Regions from separate parts of the Homo sapiens genome. Here region 1 is linked to region 2. Evidence: chromatin contacts called from ENCODE Hi-C data. All regions are on one chromosome and are shown on one strand. The core of a region is the stretch at or near the end of the contact, and the rest is flanking DNA. Distances in the headings are between cores, read along the strand shown.

The links. A loop is a pair of places that touch in the nucleus more often than their neighbours do. Pooled maps may share reads with other maps.
Region 1: a pooled map shows a loop between it and region 2 (11-fold over the local background). The contact joins the promoter of ALG11 here to the promoter of TDRD3 in region 2. A Hi-C loop is called at or near these places in 2 of 50 pooled maps.

Annotation. Positions count from the first base shown.
Region 1 is chr13:52,011,148-52,014,237 of GRCh38, reverse strand. It overlaps ALG11 (ALG11 alpha-1,2-mannosyltransferase), which reads right to left and starts at 1,840. Exons shown (of 4, transcript NM_001004127.3): 1 at 1,776-1,840. The coding sequence starts at 1,819. ATP7B (ATPase copper transporting beta) reads left to right here and starts at 2,788. Exons shown (of 21, transcript NM_000053.4): 1 at 2,788-2,951. The coding sequence starts at 2,901. RefSeq lists enhancers at 1,582-1,671, 1,722-1,851 and silencers at 1,972-2,071, 2,082-2,191, 2,242-2,581.
Region 2 is chr13:60,395,879-60,398,828 of GRCh38, reverse strand. TDRD3 (tudor domain containing 3) reads right to left here and starts at 1,609. Exons shown (of 14, transcript NM_001146070.2): 1 at 1,424-1,609. The coding sequence starts at 1,464. RefSeq lists enhancers at 758-807, 1,688-1,887, 1,737-2,249, 1,958-2,287, 2,618-2,687 and a silencer at 978-1,547.

The sequences.
Region 1 (3,090 bases), core at 591-3,090, 8.4 Mb after region 2:
GAAACCAGATAGTGGCTCCTCCTTTCTGTTTCTGCATTCAATCTAGTGATATGTTGTTTTTGTTGAAGTATATGAAGAAAATTCAGGCTAACTTAGACATGTAGTAGGAAAAGGGAGTATATTTTAATATATATTGATCTTATGTTTAAAATATATTTAACTTTTCAGCTAGTTACAGATATTCTTCTCTGATGCTAGACCACATTTGACAAGTTATGCAGTTTCTTAATGTCAGTTGCAATACAGACTCTGAAACCCTATCAATGACCTTTTCACACTGTTAATTAAAATCCACTATCACTTAGTTTTATCCGCTATCACTTTTGCACTTATCAACATAGTAAAATAGGCAAATATTACATTAATGTTATTATAAAAACAGATTTGTTGAGGATCCATTGAAGGGCCTTGGGACCTGCATGGTCCATGGAGCACAATTTGAGAACCACTGCCTTAAAGGATGAACAGAGTCTGACAAAAGTGGTAAGATTTATCATTTATTTAACATTTGGAATATATGAATTCATAAAAGCAACACTACAGAGGACAGTTTGCTTTCTCAGGACACTCTTTCAAAAGCTTATTTAAAATGCAGCTGACCCATATAATGTAAAGGTTTTTCTGGCAATTCCTTCAAATAATTTAGGTGGGAAAATTCATGTGACAAGCTTTTCAAACTGAACTATTAAACATTTAACTTAAAAGCTGCATAATAACTAAAGTTAAACCTGTCCTTTAAGTCTGGTTAGTGAGTTTATTTAAACATTATAATGTAAAGCACTGAGGAATATTACGTATGACAGGGAAGAACCAAAAGGCTCTGATAACAGACTTTCTCATTCAAAATGTTTAAAGTAATGATTACAGAATTTGAAGTAGAGTGGACAAAAACGAAGAAGAAATGCCTGAACTTTTGAAAGAATTAGGTATATACTGCTATTCAGGAAGCTATGGTGTTAATTATAAATTTTCAGCCTGAACAAAAATATGTAGGTGGTAAAAAAACTAGGTAGGTAGAATATACTAGGCCTTCTGTTTTATTAGTGGAGGGCAAGGCATTTAAAATACAGTAGTACTACAACAACAAAGGTGGAAAAAAGCCTGGGAGTTTTTTCACCAAAATGTTAACAGTGGCTATCTCCGGATGGTAGCATTCCTGGGGTTTTTTCCTTTTACTTATCTATTTTCTAATTTTTCTAGAAGAAACAGCATATACACGTAATACAAATAAAATAATATTTTATGTAACTTCTTACATCATAAAAATTAAAGTAACAGATTATCAAAAAGCAGAGGATTCAACATAAGCTTTATATTTAAGTGACGTGTTAACAATGGCAGTTTTGGTGAGTTTAAGAGTAGAAACTAAGATGAGAAGGAAGATCCGGTTTCTTCTTTACCGAAAAGAGACATGATAGATTGGAAAATGTCTCGTGGCTCAATCGTAAAGAAAAATAAGGAATGAATATGAATAATTTATGACAGACTAACTGGAGTGTGAAAGGGAAAAAAAAAGCTGAAGCAGGGAAGGGAACTCGACCCCTCGGCCAACAGTGAAGCAGAAGAAAACGCGGTAAATTGAGTCTTTAAGACCTAGTCTATTCCAGTCTATATAGAAGACCCCCAAGAAAAAGAAAGACTGCTCATTGGCCTGAGAAATTACCTTAGATTCATGACAAGGAAGGCCATTTGCCCGCAAAATTTAGCTACACTGGACGGGCAAGTACCCCTACAGAAGAGAAAACGTCTGTGAGCCCACACGACCGGCTGCTCACCTCAACAACTTGCACAGGCACCAGCTCCTTTCGCCGGCCGCCATCTTCCGCCGACCCCCGAACTCAGGAAACGCTTCACTTTCCTTTTCCCTATTGGCTCCTGAGAAAGCAAGCCGTGCTCGCCCCGCCCCCACGGGCCAATTGTGCGTTACTATTGGTTACTGGTAGCCGCTTCCCACGGCCTTCCAGCCAATAGAATATGCCGAGGCGTAGACTAGTGTTCGGCGTGGCGCACACGGCTCCCGCCCCCGTGGGCGGGACAGCAGTGGGGGGTTGGGCTGAGGAGGGCGTGGCCTGTGATTGACAGCCGTCGCTCCCTCCCTCGGCCACCTCCCCCACTAGAAGCCCCCGCCTGGGCGCCTGCGCCCCCGTTCCCGGCCCAAAGCCCGCCGCCCGTTGGAGGCCATTGGCTGGCCTTTGCGCACAGCGGATCGATTTTCCAGGTGCGGAGTTCACTCTTGCCGCGGTTGCTTCCTTTGGGACCCACGGCGTCCGGCAGCCAGGCGCAGAGTCCGAGGAGGGGGCAGCGCAGAGCGGACCCGACGCGGCGCCGCCGGGCACCTTCCCCGCAGGCGGTGGGTGAGCCCTGGGAGCTGAGTCTGCGGCCCGGCTCTGCGCAGCTCACCTGCCCTCCCGCTCCCGCACACGCGTGAGATCCCAGTACAGTGTCGGAGCGCACCAGCGCGAGGTGGCCGAGACCGCGGAGGAGGACAGGCCTCCGCCCTGCGGCGCCGGCACGGCAGAGGACATTGTGGCACTGGCACGGCAGAGAACACTGTGGCACCGGCGGGGCCGGCAGTTCCAGGGTGGGCACTCCCAGCCACCTGGGGAGTGGGCGAGGGTCCGAGGCCCACTCTCCCCTCACGCTCTCATCCCCGTGCCCCCAGGTCGGGAGGACGGCGGCGCGCAACTTTGAATCATCCGTGTGAAGAGGGCTGCGGCTTCCCCGGTCCCAAATGAAGGGGCGGTTCCCGGACCCCTGTTTGCTTTAGAGCCGAGCCGCGCCGATGCCCTCACACTCTGCGCCTCCTCTCCCGGGACTTTAACACCCCGCTCTCCTCCACCGACCAGGTGACCTTTTGCTCTGAGCCAGATCAGAGAAGAATTCGGTGTCCGTGCGGGACGATGCCTGAGCAGGAGAGACAGATCACAGCCAGAGAAGGGGCCAGTCGGAAAGTGAGTTTTGTTCCCCCGCGTCCGCGCAGCGTGCTCACTCCCACCAGGAGGATTTTCCTCCCCGCGTTCGGCGCTTACTCGCCCCCAGGGGGTGCGCAGGGAAGGCCGAGCCAGACCCCAGCTCCAGGGATGTCTTGGC
Region 2 (2,950 bases), core at 360-2,859:
TGAAGACAGTGTTTTTAACTCTACAATCTTTTACGCCCATGCTGTTCTGCGAAAAAACTGTAACAACAATAACGCATAAGCGTTAAAGGAACCAGGCCCAGAGCCAGGCCCTCTGTGCTCAACATTCAACTCCACCACTTTCTAGCTATGTCATTTTGGGAAAGTTACTTAACAGCTCTTTGCCTCAGTCTCCTCACCTGTAAAATGGGGTGTATAATAACACAAGTGCCTTTAAAATCAGGAGGGGCTTCTTCAAAGCACAGTTGTGATTATATCCCTCTACTGATCAAAAACTTTATTCACAAAATCAAATCCACATCTTTCACGAACCATATAGATCTTGTGTAGGTTCTGCAAAACAATAAGCGCTTCCCTGTGTCATCTCCAGCAGCTCTGTGCTAGAAAGCCTTTTCCTTACCATCTTTCCAAGTCCACTTTAGGAAAGTAACTCTCCCTCCCATTCCACAGTGCACTCATCTGTTCCTCTGTACGTACGGTTTATCACTATTCCCCCTGGTTTTGTTTGGTCTTTTAATGCCTCACTCTTTCTCCTAAAGCAGTAATTGCAGAGAGCCGTTGCAAATCTTTTTCATCCCCGTTCCTACCCTTCATCCCAGAATGTGCCTGTGCAAGCCTGGGAAAAGCGTTACTGAATTAAACGGGATGATTACAACCGTAATGGCCGCAATTCCAGAAACTGCCTAATTTCGCATAATTTTGTATTGTTTTCAAATCCTGAAAATCTTGACACGAAAGGCCTCTTAAAATCAGAACACCATCCTTTCAAGAAAAGTTCTACCGAGCACCCCCACGAGTTGACATTGCGGTCATTCTTAGCTCCAGAAGTTGTGTGTGTGCCGCGGAAGGCAGATTCACACTGGTCCACACTGTACTTTGAAATAAGGGGTAAGAAGAGGCGGCTCCGGCCGCAGCGCGGGCTGTGCTCTGCTCTGCCCTCAACTTCCTATGGGCCCGCGGGCTCCGGCCGCGTTCGTCCCTCTCCGCCGCACTTCGTTCCCAGCCCTCGCCTCCCGATCCCGCTGCAGAAACACCCCCTCCCCGGAGAAGCCGCGCGGACGGCGCTGCAGGTCCTCCCCGGCGCTCCGGTCGGCCGGGGTCTGGGCCGCCACCCGCCCGGCTCGCGGCCCCCGGCCTCTCCCCAGGCCCGCCGCCCGCCGCCCGGGGCCCAGGCCCGCCGCCCGGGGCCCAGGCCGCCGCCGCCGCCGCCTCCAGGGGACCTAGGGGAACTCGCAGGGCTCCGCGTGGCGCCGGGGGCGGAGCCGGCCCGAAGGGCCCGGGGAGAGGCCGGGGGCGGACGACAGCCTCCGCCTACCCCGACACGCACCCCGCCGCCCCCAACCCAACCTCCCTGGGGCCCCGGCCCGCACCCGCGGCCCGGCAGCCGGCGGGACTCGCCACTTACCAACCCGCCTGGGACAACGCCGCGCCGGCCACCTGGGCCATGGTAGCTGCTTAGGCCGGGGGTGGTGGGGGGCTGGGGTGGGGGTGATGGGGAGGCCTCCTACTTGAGACCCCCCCCCTTAAAAAAAAAAAAAGAAAAGAAAAGAAAAAACTCCTCTGGTCGGCTCTGCAACTGGGCATGCTCAGTGCGGCCGGCGCTTCCGCGTGCGGGTTCCGCTCGCCGCGTTTTCTGAGCGGCCGTAGGGGCCGGCCTGGTGTGGGGCTCCCAGGCTGCGGAGCTCCGGGACCTGATCCACCAAACACCGGCTGGTGGCTGGAGTCAGGACGGTTCAGGGACTTTGCCTCTTCCCCGAAGGCTTTTACTTGTTTTGGGGGGCGCTTTTCTGAGTTGCACACCTTGGAAAGTCGCGAGGAGGTTCTTCGTAGAGCAAAAGTGTGGCGTTTGCAGCGCCCACAGGCGGCCACCTCAGAGAGGGCAGGATAAGGCCTGAGGAGACTGACGGGTTGGCTGCGAGGGAACGCGTCCAGGACCGCGCTAAAAAGGTCACGTTGCGGGCAGCAAAACTCAGAGGTGTCCCCAGCCCATTCTGCACAAAAGTTTACTTTCTTATAAACACTCGTTCCCTTCACCTCGCCTTTTGGTCCGCCCGGACGCAAAGAAAAAATGCAGCTCAAGCTTTTTTGAGTCCCCGCGGGCAGATCGAGTTGCCCCAGTCGGACACCACAGTGAAAATGCCCTGGTCAGCCCAAGAAAACCTGCTTTTAGGGGACATGGGGAAATGGGGCAGTTGTGTCAGTGCTTGTTTTTCCTGTTGCCCTCCCCCTGGGACCATCCGTGTCCTAGCGCGGCCCTGCCACCTTGGCTCTGTACTGCCAGATCTGGCAACCACAGCCGCTTCCCCGCCGATGCCCTTCGCCCGCGCTGTAGAGGGCTGGGGCGCAGGGTGGGTCCCTGAGTGGGCATGCGCGCCGCCGTCGCCCAGCGGCACGGCGGACGCTACCGCGCGATTGGGCGTCCGTGACTCACGCTGGCCAATCAGAGAGGAACAGGCGGAAGGGTACGCGGGCCCAAGAGGCGCTCCCTAAAAGTTTGCTCCACCTTCTTGGTCTTTCACCTCTGCGGCGTCCCGTATTGCGGGGAAAAAGGCTTCTAAGGGGCAGCGTCCCCATCTGCCAGGTCAGGGGAAGAAGACTGTTAGGAACTTAATCCCTATCTCCGCCGCTTGCCGCTGCCCCTGCTTCTAAGGGCATCATCAAAAACAGACTTGGAGCAGAGACTGCGGAACTGGGCAGAGGCGCTCTTGGGATTGGGGAGGAAATTGGCAGTTACGGAAGGAAGGGGATAATTGCCCTGGGTGGAGCTAAAATTCCTTAATACAGATTTTTCTCATTTCAGCTGGGGTATTCCGTTTGGTCTTCCCAAAAGTCATAGTTATAAAATCGCGATGCTTTCGTTAGATGGAATGCTATTGAGATTTGCTCCCAAGTATATTGTTTAGATAATTTTAGATCACAAGTAGCTCCATCC